Regions from separate parts of the Homo sapiens genome. Here regions 2, 3 and 4 are each linked to region 1. The links are chromatin loops, found by intact Hi-C in ENCODE. Cell type or tissue: HCT116. All regions are shown on one strand.

Region 1 (5,000 bases):
TATTTTTCCAAGTGTTACTTTTTTATTAATTTGCTTGGACATAAACTCCAATGTCTGTCTCCCCAAAAATATGTACCTACTGATGTCTCCATTCTGTATTCTTTTCTTTTTATTTTTCTATTTTACCCTGGCTTCCTAGGTGTTATTCCTATAACTGCACAGTTTAGTAATCAGACAATAATGTAGATTGAGGTTGTGTTCAAACCCCTCAAGCCCATAAGTTTTCCTCCTTCTGTTCATTGATCTGTACATGGGCTGGGAAGTACATTCCAAGTTGCAGCAAGTTTTCAAGTGTCCCTTAACTTATACTTTACGCTAGGATAAAGCTAGGATAAATGTAGTTTCCCAGTAGGCCGAGGATATATGAAAAGTATATCTTAGGACTTTCATAGCTCTTTCTCTTCCAAGATCTTCTTATTAAATTTTTACTAGTTCACTGCTCACCCTAACCAGGACCACAAACCTAGATAAGCAAAGCTACAGGTCCTCCCCATTTATTTTCTACCAAGTTCTTTAGTTTTAGCTGACACAGCTATGGGGTTTTGTCTTTTTTCTCAAATTGATTCTGTCCCCTCTGGCAATAAAGCTGCTGGGTTTTTTAGACAGCACCACACTGGTAAAACTATACTTCTTGTCAACTGTGCTGGGGCAGGAGGGAGGATGGGAGCAGCCCAAGCAAAAGGGCATAGATGTCTGCCTTTCCTTCCCAAAGCACTCCAGGTTTTTAAGAATACATGATTCTAAAATTGTGGTTTACACACTCTGGGCTCTATGGTCAGTCCAGTGCCTGGAAATATTTCATCCTTTTGACAATTTTGTTCAGTTTGGCTAAAAGGATTCACCAATGTTTTTATGCTACCATAACTGAAAATCCCTCCAAGACAGTCACTTTTAAAATGAGTTCAGGCTGACATTACTAGTGTGGTTCCCATACCTGGTCCTTAGGAATCATGCCCACTGGTCTGCAGTTGGAAGGAAGGCAATGCTATCACAGACAGTTCACTCCTAAACCACAAGCTACTGCAGCCTTCTCAAGCATGAGCCAAGCCCCATTAATCTGATTCAAAACCTACAGAGATTGCATATCAATTTCTCAATGTAATCCCATTGGAGTTTTTCATGCTAGACTTGGGATTAGGGGCAATTGCCCCCTTTACACACACTCTCTCGTTTCATAGGTTGAACTCAACAAGATAGCTCACTGCAAAGAAGTCCTCTCCAAATTCTACTTATCACGCCCAATAATAGCCACTTTTTAGATCGTTAAAAAGATCTAAAAAAATCGTGTGGCTTGAGAGTCATTCAATCAGTGAACTGACTTACAATTCATTTTAGAAGGTGTCATCTAGTGTCTTTGGCCTCAATTGAAAGACAGGACAAGTCCCATTTTAATGTCCTGTTATAGGAATAACCTAATGAAATATTTGTACATACACAGGTTGAGGTTAGATGGCAACAAGAGTGTTGTAACATAGGAGCTGCAATATTGACAGCTTGCTTAATCCAAATAGAAAGTGATTCTGCTAATACAGGCACCTTCAATTTAGCTCACCCTTAGAAATGAATTGACATTATTCTTTGCTGTGTAAGAAAACAACTGCCTTCATGCACTGCTCATACAGACAGCTAATTAAATGAAACAAAAGTTGCTACAAACAGAAAGTTTCATTAAGAGGCCCCTGTGGATGATTCAAGTAATTATGTCTGTCAAGGGAAGATATTATAGGAAGGATGTTGTGTTTGGAGAGCACACAGTATTATTAGTGTTATATTTTGGCAGTCTGAGACATCATAGCATCCTTTAATGTATCAGTGCCCTTAAGAAGATCAAAGGAGAAGAAACCTCTCTGCCTGCCTTTTTAAGAGTTAAAAGAGATTTAAGAATGGCAGAGCTTGGCTGTAATAAGTAAGCAAACAACAACCTGCAGGTATCTAGTGATTCCTGTTTATAATTAATTAAGTAAAAGACAAAAGTCATTTCTCTCAGAAGGCAGTGTTTCAATACTGCCAATGTTAGTTAAGAAAGATTTTTTGGTGTCTCCAGCCTCCTTAGGGGTATCTTCAATCAGAAAAAAAAAAGATTTCAAATGAACAATCATGTATATATGTGTGGTGAGGTGTGAAGGTATATGCACATTTATAATAAGTACATTCATTTTCCATATATAGAAATGCAGCTTCCTGCTTAGGTATTTTTGGCATTCACTAAAAACAGTAAGCATGCTGTTAGACAAATTACCTCTCAAGGTCTCAGTTTCTCCATCTGTATAATGAAAGGAATCACAGATGGCAAATAAAATTTTCCTGCTGAAACAAAATGGTAGAGGCTCTATACCATAAAGAAAATGATTTCGAGGCTATTGAGGGCTTAGTAGACAAATGTGCTCTGGTAAATAAGTAATGTCTTTCATGGCCAAAAGATAGGAGAGTGGTAATTTAATTTGCAATTTTGCCATCTCTGGACAATATATCTAAGGGTTCTTTAACATCTTACAAATCTCTAACTCTATGTTATAGTCTGTATTATATCTTCTAGAGCAAGTCAATCTAGTTCATAAACAGAAATAGAACTGAGGTAGGAGACCAGCAGGACTGGTTTTCTGGACACAACCCTGCTAACCAAATCAGGGTCTGGTCCAGACAGGATAAAGTGAAGAAACCAGCAGGAACCAGCAGATGGCGATGAAAGCAATCTCTAGTGCCATGACTATTTACAAATGCCACGACAGCAACCCAAAAGTTACCCCCTCTTTCCATTCTAACAACCCCTAAGTTACTGTCTCTTTCTTAGAAAGTTCCAAATAATCCTTCCCTCAATTTGCATTGACCTGCCTCTTAATTCACATGTAACTGAAAGTGGGTTTAAGTGAGTACAAATACAGTTGCCAAGAGCCCATACATTGATAAATCTGGGTGCACTGCCTATGATTAGAACTTCTCTGCAAGGAGCAGTACTGTTCAACAGAAGATTACTGTCTTACTGGTGATCCGGCTTGCCCTTAAATTCTATCCTGGGTAAAGCCAAGGACCATCCCAGATTAACGCTAAATTTTGGAACCCATCCGTCCTGCAACAGGTTCACTCCATAGAAAATTGAGGATGAAACTGATTTCATTGGTAGGTAGACTGGTCACTCATTTATATGAAGAGATTTGGGGAAGTAGAGTAGACAGAAGTTCCCTTGCATCATTAACAATGGAAGTGTTTTTCGTGGGTCTAGTATTTTCTCTACAGTTTATATGCAATCACTCCTAGGAAATTAACTCATCACACTAAAATGTCATTGAATAATATCAATAAACACGTTTTTATTGCGATATTCACTTTATAAAATGCTTTTATACTCATTTTTTTCTCATGCATAGTTGTTATTTCATAATAAGCCTGTAAGGTAAATATCTTTATTCATATTTCAGGTGAAGAAGTTGATGCCAGTGAGGTTAAGTGAATCAGTTGCTCAAGACTCCCCGGCTATACAGATAGTAAGGGTTAGAGATGGGACCTGAACCCAGAGTACTTAACACTAAGTCCAAAGAGGTTTTTTTGATTGTTTGTTTGTTTGTTTTTGAGACGGAGTCTCGCTCTGTTGCCCAGGCTGCTGTACAGTGGCGCGATCCACATACAATAAAAATGTATGTGTTTATTGATATTATTCAGTGACATTTTAGTGTAGTGAGTTAATTCGCTGCAAGCTCCACCTCCCGGGTTCACGCCATTCTCCTGCCTCATCCTCCTGAGTAGCTGGGACTACAGGCACCTGCCACCACACCCGGCTAATTATTATTATTATTATTTGTACTTTTAGTAGAGAGATGAGGTTTCACCATGTTAGACAGATGGCCTCGATCTCCCGACCTCGTGATCTGCCTGCCTCAGTCTCCCAAAATGCTGGGATTGCAGGCTTGAGCCACCATACCTGGCCTAAGTCCAAAGAGTTTTACACCACATCACAGCTAATCCTTCACAGAAAGTAGTGTTCAATAGGAAGAAGAGAAATGGCGTAATAGAAATAGTTATTCAAGAAGGCAGGAATGGAGGAGGCTAGTGGTGGTAGAGTCAGATGTTTAGGAAAGAAAAGAAAAATCCAAGCCTCAAAGCCACACATTACTGACTCTCTCCTTTATATCTCAACATCCTTCACTCTGACTTTAAAACTCATATAATCCACAACCATTTCCACAAGGAGAACTGTTTATTTTTACCCCCACGCTCCCACCCTGCCCAAATCTACTCTTTCCACAGTTTTCTACATACTATTACATGGTATATTAATTTGCTAGAGATGCCATAAAACATTACCACAGACTGCATGGCTTAAACAATGGAAATTTATTTTTTCACAGTTCCAGATGCCAGAAGTTAAGATCTAGGTGCCATCAGTGTTGGTTTCAGGGCTGTCTTCCAGGAATGTAGTTGGCTGCCCTCTTGCTGTATCCTCATATAGCTTTTCCTTAGTCTGTGAATAGAAAGAAAGAGATGTCTGGTGTCCCTTCTTCTTATAAGGACACCAGTGCTACTAAACTAGAATCCTATCCTATGACCCCATATATCCTTAATTTTACCTTTCTGGAGGCCTTGTATCCAAATATAGTCACACTGGGATATAGGCTTCAATATATGAATTTTGGGAGAACACACACAGTCCATAACAACATGGAATAGCTTTTCAATCAGTTATTCCGGTCAAAATACTAGGAGTTATATTTTGAAGGTAGATAGTTTGAATGTGAGATGTTTGGGAAAAGAGGAGTCAAGGATAACTCCTAGTACACCACTGACTTCTCATCACCTCCATTGCTATGACCAAAGACCAAGCCACCTGCCCTCTCCTGGACTACTACAAAAGCCTCCTAACTGGTCTTCCTGCCAAAGTGGTCATTTAACCCTCTAAATCAGATAACTCCTCTTTTTAAAACCATCAGTGACTTCCCATATCCCTTAGAATTCAATCCAAACTCTTCCTAGTGTTGGGAAGGTATTGACTAATCTCCAAGTAACCT
Region 2 (5,000 bases), 280 kb after region 1:
TATTTGAGACAGAGTCTTGCTCTGTCGCTCAGGCTGGAGTGCAGTAGCGCAGTCTGGGCCCACTGCAACCTCCGTCTCCTGGGTTCAAGCGATTCTCCTGTCTCAGCCTCCTGAGTAGCTGGGATTACAGGCTCGTGCCACCACACCTGGCTAATTTTCGTATTTTTAGTAGAGACAGAGTTTCACCATGTTGGTCAGGCTGGTCTCAAACTCCTGACCTTGTGATCTGCCCGCCTTGGCCTCCTAAAGTGCTAGGGTTACAGGCGTGAGCCACGGCGCCCGGCCTATGACCAGTAATTATTAAAAGCCAGATTGAATAATAAAATATTCATCACATCAGTGAAGCCATTCCTAAAATAGCAATGCTCTATTGTATTCATTGACGTATCCCCAGAAATTACAACAGTCTCTACCATATAGTAGACAACCAAAAGTCGTTATTGAATTACTAAATTATCTCATACATATCATCTCAAACAACTTTGAAACTTTAAAACAAGTTGGAATCACCAATTAATACACCCACATATACACACTACTTAAATATCAAAATATCTTAATATTTTTTGATATTTCTTGCTTCTTTTCTCTTCCACCTCCTGATATGGTTTGGCTGTGTCCCACCCAAATGTCAACTTGAACTGTAGCTCCCATAATTCCCACGTGTTGTGGGAGGGACTTGGTGGGAGGTAATTAAATCATGAAGGTGGGTCTTTCCCATGCTGTTCTCCTGATAGTGAATAAGTCTGATGAGATCTGATGGTTTTATAAAGGGGAGTTCTTCTGCACAAGCTCTCTTGCCTGCCACCATGTAAGATGTGCCTTTGTTTCTCCTTTGCCTTCTGCCATGATTGTGAGGCCTCCACAGCCATGTGGAACTGTAAGTCCATTAAACCTCTTTTTTTTAAATAAATTACCCAGTCTTAGGTATGTCTGTCTTTATTAGCAGCATGAGAATGAGCTAATACATCTCCTCACAGGATTTCTTCACGTCATCATTCCTGAATCCAGTCTCTCTGTATTCTCCAGTTCTGTATGCTGCATGACAAACCTAACTGAATTTGAAAACTAATGAAAAAGTTACTTCCTTTAGCTCACCTTCTATTTCCTCATTAAAGCTAGTATACTAGTAGCTAATTTAAAATAAAAAATAAATATGACAGTTTTTAGAACACTTATACAAAATGCTTATACCTTGCAAGTTCTGTTTATGCTCCATCGAAAACACTTAACATTAAAAAAAAAGAAGTTCCCTTTAAGTTCCCGGCTTACAGATTTAAAATTCAAACATTCTTTATACTGTCGTATCATTCCCTGTTTCTTTAATGATTCTCCATATTCCAACCCCCAAATAACTAAACTGTGATGCAGTGCTGTCCAATAGAACTTTCTGTGATAATGAAAATATTCCATCTTTGTGTTGTTCAATAATAGGATGGCTATTAAACATCTGAAATGTGGCTAATGATGTGACTGGGGAAATACATTTTGATTTTGATTTTAATTCATTTAAATTTAAATAGTCACATACAACCAGCGGCAATGGTATTGGAGAGTGCAGCCCTGACTCCTAACTTTCAAGGTGCCACAATACAGCCTTATCCTACCTACCAGGCATCATTCCTACAATGTTCTAAACAACAGGCTTTCCTAGCATGCCCTGATGCACTTTGTACTTTTTCTCTGTTGACAGGATTCTATTTTCTTAAATAATAGCCTCCTCGTGTTTTGTTTTTTTTAAATCTATTCAAATTTTATCCACCCACTGAGGACCAATTCAATTTCCACCTTCTACTCAAAGCCCTGCATTAAAACCCTAATTCAACAATTCCCTATCCAAATCGGCCATCTCCATTATGCTGTACTGTTACCCTGTACCTTATTTACATGTTGCCTTGGCTTGTTTACAGGTTGTTTTGCCAATGTGCTTTCCCTTCCTTGTCACCCCAAGGGAGTTAAGCTCTTTAAATAATGAAGAAAAAAGTTAAATTTATTTGTTCCTCAAATGACCTATAGAATCCTAAACATAAAACCATTGCTCAATAAATACTTTTTATTTGATATGAGCAAAACAATTTGAATATATTAAAATGATTCACTCTTCATGTTTTGCCATAATAGAAAAGAAAGACATGATCTTGACAGACTTTTACACATTTACAAAGTTACCAAAATAGTCTCCAAATTCAAACTGCAAGTCAAAAATTCTAGGGCTTGATTTTAATCCATCGTTCCATTTTCTAAGGATCCCAAGTTACCCTGCAGATCTGCACTCATCTTAACTCATAAATTGCCCCCAGGACAGAGAGGCTCCCATCTTCCTGTAAATCATTCAAGCTTAACTTCATGATAGAAAACGTTAATTTGATTGTATTTTTTTAGTCATACTTTAAATTTTAAAAGAAAGTGCTGCCCTCTTGTGAAATGAGCTAGAAGATTTATCATTTCACTGACAGTTGTGTAAATACTACAAAGGGATTAAAAGTTAAATTTTAACATTAAAACAAAAACAGGGTTTATCTCAAAGTTGTATGTGTTTCCCCTGAGGTCTCTCCCCACTGTGCTTTTCTGCTCTGTTGGTGAATTTCCCAACCAAACAAGAAATGGATATTAGGGTAAACTGCTCGTCCTTGCACTATAATTGAAAAATAATGAATGAGTGGTGTATTTTCACTCTATTGGGAATGAAAGGCTGTAGTTTCTCTATATTACTGAAGGAATAAAGGGAACAAGAGCCAGCAAAGGAGAAGACGCATCAGTGACAACATGGGAAGACACAAGTCAACTCACTGTCTGACCTTGGGCAAGAGTTTAACCCATACATGCTCTACTCTCAGCTATAAAGTGATTATTTCAACAATATTCCAAACTGTGTAGAGTTGTGTTAATGTTAAGTAAGAAGTATAGGTGACATAAATAGCATAGTGTTTACCATCACACAGTAAGTGCTTATTATAAGTCATTTAAACAATAGGGTCCCTAAGAAAATCTAACAACTGTAATACATGTGGTCCTTTATTCAGGCATTCACTATGTGGCACAGGTACTAGACACCATGAAAAAATACATATGAAAGTATTATTTTACAGGAGCTTCCATTTTGAACTATCCATGTGTGAAAGTTGTTGATACCAAAATGGAATCAATTATGTCAAACCCTAGCAAATGGAGTTGGAAGGCCACGAAGGGGGAGCCCTCACTCACAAATGCCTGTAAAGGCCTTATAGGAGACATTCCCGCATTTACTGCACATTTGCCTGTAACAGGACTTTTAGCAAGGAAATTCCCCTAGACCGCAAAGCTCCAGATAAGCAGCTTGCACAAGGACATCTGTCTAGTAATGACGTCTTTAACAATGATTTGTCGCCAACTCTTACAGCAAGCTCTTGTAACCAATGATCTTTCTGGTTTAACAAACAGTTTATGAAGACTTCTCTTTGTCTTTAAAAGTCTCCCTTTGGTCCCAGTCTCCTTGATGCGCCTGTGATCTGGCTCAGCACACATTTTCTGGGTTATAATCCTCTGCTATTTTCAAATAAACTCCTCTGTTCTGGAGAACCTAAGTTTCTTTTCAGATTGACACATGAAAATACATGAAAAATTATTCCATAGTTTCATGAAGAACAAGTATGAGCAGATTCACAATTGACAGAAATGACCAGTATAAATCCTATGGGCTTTAAGGATCTAATTAAATATATCAGTTCACTCGAAACCTACCTGAGTGACAAATAATGAATTATCTCAATTCTAAGGGTACTAAGAACTAGACAGGAGAAAACAAATACCAAACTGAGTATTATCCAATACAGTTTTCTTTCTTTCCAGAGTGTGTTTTTTGTAATAAGATTTTGCTTTTACTCCTATCCTCTCTTCTGGAATTAGGATGAAGGGAGGATGAGAGATTGGCTGGACAAAATAGCATAGCAAGAGCAGACTGAGCTATTTTGACTATATTTCTAACATCATTAACAAACTTGAGTAACTCACACACTGGTTTTCATTTACCCACCACATTGGGTCTCACATGTAAATAGGTCCATTTACATAAGAATATTAGGAACAGGTGTGCCCATTTTAAAATGTGTTTAAAATGTAGAACATTCTTTGATTTTCGGTACACTGAGGGAGTTGTCTACATAAAGTAATCTTTAGAAAAATTCTTTTGTAATGTAGCAGATCTTTTGTCAAATTAAAAGCCGCCCCCTGATACATTTGCTTTCCCAGTTTGAATTTTTATGTGTGAGAGGTTTTCTTGACTTAGGAAAACCTCCCATTTCTTGATCGGTATTATGATAGGGAATAAAGGAATGTTGGCATGGTGAAGTGAAAAAATGCCTCAAGGAGAGTATGGATCTTATATTTCCTTAATATAATACATATTTTCTCTTTTTAAACAAAATCTCTTTTTAAAAATAACCTGTAAGAATGGAGGAATGACAGTCATGTTGTTCTGTTATTCTAATTAGTTGCTTGTCTGTTCAAATAGTAGACAGCCACAGAGGAACCTAGTAACATTTTGGTGAGCTAACTGTGGAAAAAAGTCTCCAATTAAATGCAAAGAAAGGAACTTAACATGCACACATTTTAAATTAAATAATGCTTTGACTTTACTGGAGTCAGGCAAAACCAGTGTTGACTCATCATACACTTAAGGGAATGCTTCTACTAAATAAATGAAGGTTAAAAAGGTGGAAAAACATGCCTCAATAACTTTTCAAGCCGAATAGAATTGCATGACACTGTAACCACTAATTTTCTTAATCTTGTAGAGGGGGTAGAAGTCTGACAAAGTGAACTGTTAAGTAAGTATACAGTAAAATCGAAGGAGTAGACCTAGGCCTTGTTACCATTTATTTAATCAGGTAAAATAGAATCTGTTTAGTGACCCATATGAAAGATCAACAAGAAAAGGATTTCAAGTTCAGAGAATAAGAGAAATGAACCCCTAGAGTGTGTGCTAAATAATATGTTTTCAATAAAGGTGTGTTGATTCAATG
Region 3 (5,000 bases), 700 kb before region 1:
TTTTCTGAGTTTTTAACTTTTTCATTTCATTATTTTTTTCTATAATAAACCTCAATGATAATTTCCAAAAGGAAACTATATTGCTATTTCTCCTTCTTACCTTGCAGCATTAGATGAAACCTATAGAACACTGCTAGGTACTAATGGAATTAATGTTGATTCTGATCTTATTAAAAGAAGTCTGTTGTTTTTTAGCTTCTGTTCTTTAGCATATGTTAAAAGTCTCATACTATTTGAAATATTTGCATAGACTTTTAAACCGGAATGCCTGCTGAAATTTGTTTTTCAGAATTTATTTATATAATTACAGGAATTTTCACCTCTAATTTGTTAGCATTTGAAGTCTATTGATGGATTTTTATCATGTGGAACCATATATGCATTCATGGAATAAGTACAACTTGGTAGACTTATTTTAATATATTGCTTGATTTGGTTTGCAAATGTCCATTTCCTGGCGTTCTAGTTAATTGAAATACTTGCTTTCCCCAAAGCAGCAACACCAGTACTTTTTCTTTCAATAATAACATTGGTGTTCATATTCTAAAATATCTAGCTTTTCCTGTGCCAGACTTAAAGGTTAGTTATATTTTAATACTACATGTTTTATGCAGCTCCTTAAACCTCAAATCAGAACAACACTAGTGATAGTTGTCTCCATATGTTCTCATTAGAATTCTACCAAATATCTGGCTGGGTAGCTGCCCTCGTCAGGTGGAACATGTAACCATCAAACTGAAGCATGAATTGGGGATTACAGCTGTAATGAATTTCCAGACTGAATGGGATATTGTACAGAATTCCTCAGGCTGTAACCGCTACCCAGAGCCCATGACTCCAGACACTATGATTAAACTATATAGGGAAGAAGGCTTGGCCTACATCTGGATGCCAACACCAGATATGAGCACCGAAGGTAAGGATCAGAACTGTTCTGCCTCCTTGCTGTATTTCAGAGAAACCCTTGCTGTCTGTCTGTCTATCTATAATTTAATATCTTAAAAATGAATGGTAGAAATGGAATAAATATAAGATTTTAGATTTAATATATATAATACATATGTTTTGACACTGTGGCTAAGATTCTGTTTAATGTGGCTTCTTTGTTTATTCATTCAACACATATTTATTGTGTATGTACTGGGTATGCGGCATTATGCTAGTAGCTAGGAACACAGCAGTAAAGAAAGACAGGCACAACTTCTGCCCCCACGGAGCGCATTGTCCTATAGGGATGGCAAATGTTAATCAAATGACTAAAAATAGAAGTTTAAAACTATGATGAATTTTTTGTTAGAAAATATATAGATATTGCTATGAGATTATGTACAGGTAATCAGGCCAAGAAGTGGGGTCAAAGAGGGTTTTCTTGGAAAGTAGTGTTTGGGCTAAGATCTGAGGGTGGGCTGGAGGAAGAGTGAGTGGAGGGAGTGACCCAGGCAGAAGCAGCAGCTTAGAAGAATCCTTGTGGCAGGAGAGAGCACAGAGTGTTGCAAAAACTGAAAGACCAATGTGGCTTGGATCAGAGAACGAGGAAAGATGATCCTGCAGGATTTGAGCGACAAAAAGGACTTTAGACGCTATCCTATAGCAGGAAGAAGCAGTTGTACAGTAAGACGAGTTCGACACTAATTACAGCACAGAGGGGAATGGGTAAGAGAGGAGTGAGGACCGTGCTGGAGGAGGGTTATGCATGGGAAGAGCACATTCTGGGGAGCGACAAAGGGAGGCTGCGTGAATGCCATGGCACTTGAGGTGGGCATGGCTTTGATAGGTAGATGTGGAGGGAGAAAGGGCATGCTAGGGGGAAGCAGCAGCACAGGCTATGGCACAGAAGCATGGAATTTTAGAGGAATGATAGGGATTTTAGCCTGGTTGTAGAATAGGGTACTTGTCGAAGAGGAGTAGAGATAACTACAGTCGGCAGAGGAGAGAACCAAGTTACACCGATAGTATCAAGCAGCTGTCAGCAGGGGGCAGCAGAGAGCTTCAGAAATGGGAGAGGCTAAGGAGTTTGATGACCTCCTCTGCTGGGGAAAGGACAGTGATATCCAGCTCAGAGACGTTTCTATCTTTAGCCCTCTTCCCCCAAATGTATATTATGTACAAAACACTCTCCTAAGCAATTTACAAGAATTAGCTTATTTAATTCTCATAATAAGACTCCAGGCAGATATTGTAGCTGTCTCTATTTTGCAGACGAAGAGGCTGAGGCATGAAAAAGTTATTGCCCATGTCATAGAACTAAAAAGAGGCCCATTCTGAATTTCAAGGCTGGCAGTCGGACCCAGAACATTGCTCCAGACAGCAACTTTACCAGCTATGAAGCTTCTCCCTGCATTCTTACACAGACGCTTCAGGCAGGTTCTTCAGACCCATGCAATTTCAACCCCTTATGTTCATGATCATCTGGAGTTAGGCAGAGCCTACAAATTGCAAGGGAAGTAGCTTGTCTCCCCAAGAGTGAATGGTCTGCAAGATAAAAAACCATGAGGACCACAGGAAATCTACGTTTCTGGACCTTGCCCACCTCAGCCCTTTATGGATCTCAGGTGGTCCTCCTGGCCAGGCTGGGCCCCTTTGTTGATCTGTGTCTGAGCTGAATTGCCATTGGGGATGGGGTATAATGTTTGTTCCTGAAGGTGGAGAGAGCTGCTGACAGTCTGGTTATTCCTCTTGGTAACCTGACCTAAGGAAGCATGATTTAGCTGTAAGAGCTCTGCCCTTCTTCAAGGAAGAAAAAAAGAAAAACTTCATTTGCGAAGATGCACATTGGTTGAATCCAGGTGATATTTACCTTGTCCAGCTGGTTTTCCTGGTTTCAAAACAGAGAAGATAGTTAGGATTTGAAGGACTGTAGCTTCCAGAGAGCATTTTGATGTTAGCATCTCTGAATCTGATTTGACAGCATTGTTATCCTGTTGGAGAATGATGTGAGACGAGGCTGGGAGAAGTTAGGCTGCCAACTGTGCCACGCATCCCCCGCCATCCCATCCCAACCCACACACTGATTACCTGAAGGCTCTGCTGACAGATAGTAATTTGCTTGATAGTTTGGGACTCTGCAGAAGCCTGAGGGAAAACTGTATCCCCAAGGACCCATTGTAGTTGTGTTCACGAACCTTTTTTGCGGTCAGTGGGTTACCAGGTCACAGTCGTAACTGTTAGTGCAGTAGCATAGCTTCTTTCAGGCTGAGACAGTGCAGTGGCATTTGAGCTGCAAAATGCAAGCTTCCACGTGATAAAGGCCCAGCTGTAAGACCGACTAATGGATTTCTTTGGCTTGGCCTAACCTGGGGGTGTAATCTAAGGGTTAATAACCACTTCTGAGTGGCAGGGGAACTTTTTACCAATAGACCAATGTCTGTGGCTCACAGTATTAGCCCAATGAACACATAGATTAATCAGCTGAATATTTTTAGAACTCTAGAGAAAAACCCAGTTGGAAGTGTTTTGAGCTGCAGCATAATGCTCTCAGTTGAAGTCTGAGAAAGAAGACAGTTTGTTAGGCTTGACTGTCACCGCTAGTTGTCACAGACCTGTTATAATCAATCGTGTGATCGATCCTTACTCTTGCATGCTTTTGTCATATGTGGAATGGTGGTGTAGATTTCTTTTTTTAAAAAATCTTTTATAAACATTTTGGTTTGTGTCTTTCACCTAGGGAATGAAAATCTGCCAAATCTAACACTCACCTGAACAAAACAAAATGAAACAAATCTGCTCGTTAAAATTTTCTTTGCATAGAAGGTATTCAGGTTGTGTTTTGACCTCTGTCACTGCAGCACTATTTATAACAAATGTCTACCCTTGCCTCCCAAATGAGTTCACAGGCTTCATGAAGTCCTCAGCTACCCCTCTGTTGTCAAAGTCTGACTTCCTTTCCCTTGCTCAACACACTGATTTCGGCTCTCCCATTGCACGGAAATGCTGACCTTGGAGCCAAGACAACTGGGCTAAAGCCTTGTCACCACTGGGTAGCTGGGAGGATATCGGCAGGCTAGTTCCTGCATTAAGAAAATGAGGATAGTAATTTCCACCTTACAGGACTATAACAGTAGAATAAGATAATTGATATGAAAGGGCTTTGAAAATCACAAAGTTGGAATTGTAGGATTAGTTCCAAGTCTTTAAGTTTCTACCAAAGGATGTTATAGATAATGTAGATCCTATCTATATTACACTTCAAAGATGGAAAAAAATATGCCCCCCACATAATATATTCATCATATATCTGCTCCTGGAGTAAGAAAGGAAAGTGTGTGTGTGTGTGTGTGTGTGTGTGTGTGAGAGAGAGAGAGAGAGAGAGAGAAAGGCTGAAAGCTGCAGATTTCTTTCAGGATCAACCTTGGATAAAGCATATCTTTAGGGCCTTTTGACCCCTCTCTTTTATCTCAGGCCCTAATACCTCAGGCTACTTGACTTACCTGCCCAAATGCTCTACCTCTCCCTCTCCTCACAACCTTGGCTGGCTCAATAGTGCTTTCAGGAAGCTTTTGGTTGGTCCAGAGTCAGATTAGCCTGGAGCTGGTGTGAACCACAGGTTAGGCTAGAAGTGCTTAGTAGTGTCTCAGATCAAATAGGCTTTTATTGCTGTTTTTCTAGTCTTGTGTTTATTCATGGACTTAATGAGTGTGTATGGAGCATCTACTGAGAACTAGGGCCTGTATTAAATTACAGAGTCAGAAACTCAGAGGGTAGAATGTCTTGTTTGACCTGCAAAGGATTTACAGTTTTTCAACTTAGTTGTCAGCATTTAAAGTTTGGAATACTTTATGTTAAAAGATCTGGATTTCTGTCTTTTCTTGAGGTTTTATTGTTTTTAAGAATGGAAATGTCTTATCAAATTAAATTCTATGTGGAGCCTATCTATAGCTGCTCTGGTTGACACTGGCTTTGTTGAGCTGGGTACATCAAGATGAACCTTCCTGGGGACCCTCTTTTTATTCCTTAGTGGGTCACATATTAGGTTAGACTTCCTAGAATGGGTTTCAAGCAGA
Region 4 (5,000 bases), 97 kb before region 1:
GTTTTCTAAAATACAAGAAGTGCTATTTAAGAAGCTTTGTACAATCTCATAATTGAAAATTTCTAAAGCTTTAAATATTCACTATTTCAGCTGTTGTCCCTTCCAGGGGTGGGGTGGAAGGGCTTATTTGTGATAACTTTAATTCTTGCTTATTTTACTCTTGAGCAGAACAAACTTAAAGTAGTGATGGAAAGCCCAAAGTAGAAATGGTTTAAATAAGATAAACATATTTCTTGCACAAGTAAATGAATTCTAGAGGGAAGTGACCATGGGATTAAATGATCCTTAAAGGCACTGGTTTCTTCTGTGTTGTTCTTCTGCCATCCTTATCACATAGATTCTACCTCATTACCTAACATGGCTGATCAAACTCCAGTCATCACTTCTGCATCCCAGGCATTGGGGTAGCAGGATGGAGGTAGTTTTGAAGAGAGTATCCATCCTTCTTTTGCACTGTACGTGCTTCCTGGAATATAAATACCATTTTCACTTATATCTTGTTGCCATCACTTCATCAGGTGGCCACACTTCACTACAAAAAGTAGAGAAATGAAGTTGTAATTTCAGGTAGCCATGTGTTCCTCTACAAATCAAGACCTATATGGCTAAGTCGGTTGGCAGTCTCTGCCACGGTAGGTAAACTCCAAATATCTTCTCATATGAATTAGCTGGTAATTGAATTAAAAATAATCTTTTTTAAAAATGAAGACACAGCTGGAAAAGCTAAATGAGGGTTGCTTTAATCATATAATTAAATCACTGCTAGCTAGATTATAAATGCGATGTAGCAATAGCACAGTATCTGCCACATATTGATAGTTTATAAATAGTTGAAGAATGAATTGAATAAACATCTGTTTAAGAAGGAAGAATCTCCCATCCTGGATAACACGGTGAAACCCCGTCTCTACTAAAAATACAGCAAAATTAGCCAGGCGTGGTGCCGGGCACCGTAGTCCCAGCTACTCGGGAGGCTGAGGCAGAAGAATGGCGTGAAGCCTGGATGCGGAGCCTACAGTGAGCCGAGATCGCGCCACTGCACTCCAGCCTGGGCGACAGAGCGAGACTCCGTCTCAAAAAAATAAATAAATAAATAAATAATAATTAAAGAAAAAAAAAGAAGGAAGAATCTCATATTTTATCTCTGCAGAATAAAACTTCCAACAATAAAATTATTCTGCTATTGAGAACTGACATAGAATCGACTTGCAAAACTGTCCTCTGGCTCACAAAACAGGTAAAGTATCCTAAATCATTAAATGGAAGCAAATTATCTGAGATCACAATTTTCATTCCATTCAGACATACGTTCCAAGATAAAACCACAGATAAACCGATCTAACTTTTCCCAGATTCATAAGCCTTCTGATTGTTCAAAAACCCCCGAGTTTACAAATTCTGACCAGTATCTCAGAAGACCTGCCTGTGATTAGCTCCAGCCTACAAGTAATACTGTCGCCTAACTCCCTCTTTTCTGAAATACCCTACGGTAGCCTTGGTATGTGTTAATTACACTAATGAATTTAACTTTGATACGCCTGTGTTCCTGGTGTTGCTTGGCTAGTAGTCACAGTATTAATTACCTTAACAAAAGATAATGAACATAATTTCCAGGCAATTTTTTATTAAATGCTATGCTCATTGTTAATGTCTGATTTCACAGAATATTTAAGGAACCGACATGTCTTCAGGATGTATATTGGACATTTCAAATCCTTTCTGCTAAAAGGTAGTAGAAATATAGATAGATAATCAGTGTGAGAACTGAAGAAGTTTTTTTCCAACACAAATTATGTGTTATCTAAATTATCCCTGGTAAAAGAGAGAAGAAATTGGCTGAGACATGGTATCTGTTGAAAAAAATGTCATGAGAGGCAGCAGGTACAAGAAAGAAATATTTTTGAATCACTGTCAACAAAATAGAAAATCACTAGTGAACAAAATAGAAAAATTTTCCATACTGAAAAATATAAGTCAGATACATTTATCTTACAGAAAGTTATTGCATTCCCCTGCTTTTTGTCTTTTCTACAAGCCTTAAAGGCTAATAACTAGGCAGAAATTGACACCAGCTTTGGATTCAGAATATATTATTATACATTTTAATTTTGCTTCTTATATGACTTGGGGCACCCATCTGAGTTTTAATAATCTCTTTTGTAAAGTAGAGATATTATATTACATTTAACATTATATGTTTAGCCATATGGCTGCCTTTTATGTAATTAGAAAACACTGTACATTTTATTTTACATGTAGACACTATATTATTATATAGTCATCTGCATGCATCATGTACTGCTGATGTTCATAGTTCTGTACTACGTATGATTCTATACACAAAATCATGTTTATTATACCTTATGAGCAATTCTAATAATTTTTCATAGATAGTTCTGAAATGTCTGGAAATGAATTGTAAAATAGTTTTTTATTCCACTGTAAAAACTATAACACAGATGAGTGGTTATGAACATTAAAAGAAAGTGGTAAAAATGTCGACACATGATAAGTTCTCCTTTTTGTGGGCCAAATCTGAGTTTTTATTCCCTAAGCCTAAGACAAGCATATTTTAATGATATAAACAGCAGAAGGGTAACATCTTATAGCAAAGACAATGACTGTATTAACGATAGTCACCTAACTACACTGAAGGCCACCAGAAGATGGCAGTCTCATTTCTTCAAGGAATAGAATGACTCTAAGACAAATGAATACAAAGATGACAGATAGCACGGGAGACAAAATTGTCAGGTCAGTAATGGATACTGCCTGTCAGCATAATTCTTTCTCCAGGTAAAGCCAACAAACTTGCTTTACAGGAAGTGCCAGAAACTAAAAAGCATGACCATCAATGTTATAGATTTTGCCAAAACATCATATATATGGAGAGTGAAAAAGAGTTCACAATTCATCTGAAACTTTTTCACCAATGGTTTTTTCTCATCCATCTTGGCACATTCCTCCTCCATGCTATGTCAGAGTACGTGAATCCTGAGCTAAAACGGAGGGCACTCCTTTGTAGTTTCTTCTAGATACATTTATTTAAAGAGAAAACACATTTACTGTGGTCAAGAGGTGACACTGAGACCAATTATCTAGTCATTCCCATGTCCTTTAAAAAAGATATTCCAACCTAAAATACATTTAAATCCAAAAATATATATTGTCTGGCCTCTTTCCCAACCCTGAGAACTTAGGCATTAAGGAACTGGACATAAGCAACACACTGGACCGTCAGGCTGCGTGCCTCCTAAAACCCCCTCCTATTGATCTTTGTGACTTTCAGATGTACCACAAAAGAGATACGCTGGGCACAAAAATTCAAACATTCTAAATTGAAGTTCTATAATGGTTACCCTGCTGTTTTATTTCCCGTCTTTTTGATAAGCTGCGTCTCTCCAACCTATGCATATAGAACAGAAACAATTTAGTTTGCCTTTCAAGAATCCCTCCCCTCAACAAAAAAGAACACTGACGATATTCACATTTTCCAAATGTAGATTCACGTAATGCCATTTTTTTCAATTCAGTTTTGAAAGCTTGAAGAGTGGTGAAAGCTCACATTAATAAGCATAACCATTTAATTTCCAAAATTAATAAGTGCAGCTCAACATATTGAGTGCATTACACTGGAATATTTGATGCCTTTGGAATTGCTGTGAAACAAAGAGAGATTATGATGACCAAATGGTGCTAAACTAATGATGTTTTCATAGTAGGATAGAAAGAGAGAGACATAAATATTGTAGCATGCTTACACAATATTGTTTCAATTTGTTGATGACAAAACACATTTCATCTCAATTAGCAAGTAAACTTTGTTATGCAGTGCTAGTCAGATTGCTAATAATTAAAAACCCAATGTGTCTTCAGTCATTATAACAGCACAATGATGAAAGGTTGTGAAAAGTATTTGAATTCTGTTTGCCATCCTTATTTGGGGAAAGAAAAAATTCCCTATCTTCCTAATGAATTAGTTAATAGTCCCTATGATTATTCTGGGTCTTCTGGAAAAGTTAAGATATCATTTCTCAGCGTTTTCCAATGATGATACCTCAATATAGAAATTGCGTCCAGAGAATCCCAGGATAGTTCAAATAACCACCCACCCCCCAGGAACTAATTTCCTGGCACTTACTCCACATACCTGTGTCCCCAATATCTTTGATAATACTCACTTTTTAAAGTTAGTAATTAACAGTTTACTCTGATATGTATGCTTTCTCCTACTTGGGGTTATACTCCTTCTGGGTAACTGGCCTACATGGCCAGTTTTATTTTTGTTTGTTTGTTTGTTTTGACTTGGGCCACATAATTGCTTTAGCATTTTGTGTTGATTACTTTAGCTACCCATTTTCTCCTTCCTTTACCTGCACCTTAGGCTCTAGACATAATTTTCTGCATTCAAATTATCACCAGCATCCATTTTTTAAACCCAAACCAGCTTAGGGTCCAAAGATGTCAGTTTCCAATATATTTTATGTTTATGCCAATTGCTAATCAGCTTCAATATTTACTAAGGACCTCTTTCACCCTAAAATTTTAAAATAGTGAGCTCATGCCCTGTAGCAATATTTGCCGTTTCAAAGTCCATGTGGTCCTGTGGTGCTGTGGTGCTTCCGTTCTTGCCTGGACTTTAATTCACCAGTATCAGTGGCAACAGAGACAGTGAACTGGACCTGCACATGGTACCCACAATGCCAGATGCTGTGCACATAAAGCTAAAAAAAAGGTGCTTTTTGTCCCCTGGGAACTTTCTTTTTGAGATTAATTTGATCTCAAGTAGGATTACAATATGATTATTCCTGTCTGAAAAATGCAGACTGAAATTTCTGGCACAAATATGCCTTAAATTTATTTTGTTTTATGCTGATCCAGAGCCTCATCTACTTACCAAAAAATTGAAGCGTTCAGCAAATGTTAAGGATTTTTTTTTAATCAGAGTTAGCCATTCTATTTAGCCATTATATTTAATTTTCTTTTACATTATAGGCACT

Evidence for each region. Peaks named below come from ENCODE experiments on the same cell type or tissue, not always from the same donor. Only the 100,000 strongest peaks of a DNase experiment are listed, where the experiment ranks them.
Region 2: a loop joins it to region 1, with 9 times the contacts of the local background. A loop is called at or near these places in 6 of 110 quality-filtered maps.
Region 3: it touches region 1 in a loop (15-fold over the local background); 5 of 110 quality-filtered maps call a loop at or near these places.
Region 4: it touches region 1 in a loop (3-fold over the local background); 6 of 110 quality-filtered maps call a loop at or near these places.

The regions. Positions count from the first base shown.
Region 1 is chr6:144,929,298-144,934,297 of GRCh38, reverse strand. No RefSeq gene overlaps it. Among named protein-coding and RNA genes, the nearest start is that of TRQ-TTG4-1, 250 kb to the left of the region's middle. In HCT116, a CTCF peak has its summit at 2,650 (motif pointing right); a DNase peak (open chromatin) is centred at 2,711; H3K27ac peaks cover 3,151 bases.
Region 2 is chr6:144,645,914-144,650,913 of GRCh38, reverse strand. The region is part of intron 51 of UTRN (utrophin); the gene reads right to left. Among named protein-coding and RNA genes, the nearest start is that of SNORA98, 240 kb to the right of the region's middle. RefSeq lists an enhancer at 2,367-2,661. In HCT116, a CTCF peak has its summit at 2,425 (motif pointing left); a DNase peak (open chromatin) is centred at 2,326.
Region 3 is chr6:145,631,161-145,636,160 of GRCh38, reverse strand. EPM2A (EPM2A glucan phosphatase, laforin) reads left to right here. Exons shown (of 4, transcript NM_005670.4): 3 at 675-916. Among named protein-coding and RNA genes, the nearest start is that of EPM2A-DT, 100 kb to the left of the region's middle. In HCT116, CTCF peaks have their summits at 1,765 and 1,973 (motif pointing right); a DNase peak (open chromatin) is centred at 1,960.
Region 4 is chr6:145,026,090-145,031,089 of GRCh38, reverse strand. No RefSeq gene overlaps it. Among named protein-coding and RNA genes, the nearest start is that of TRQ-TTG4-1, 150 kb to the left of the region's middle. In HCT116, a CTCF peak has its summit at 2,646 (motif pointing right); a DNase peak (open chromatin) is centred at 2,669; H3K4me3 peaks cover 393 bases.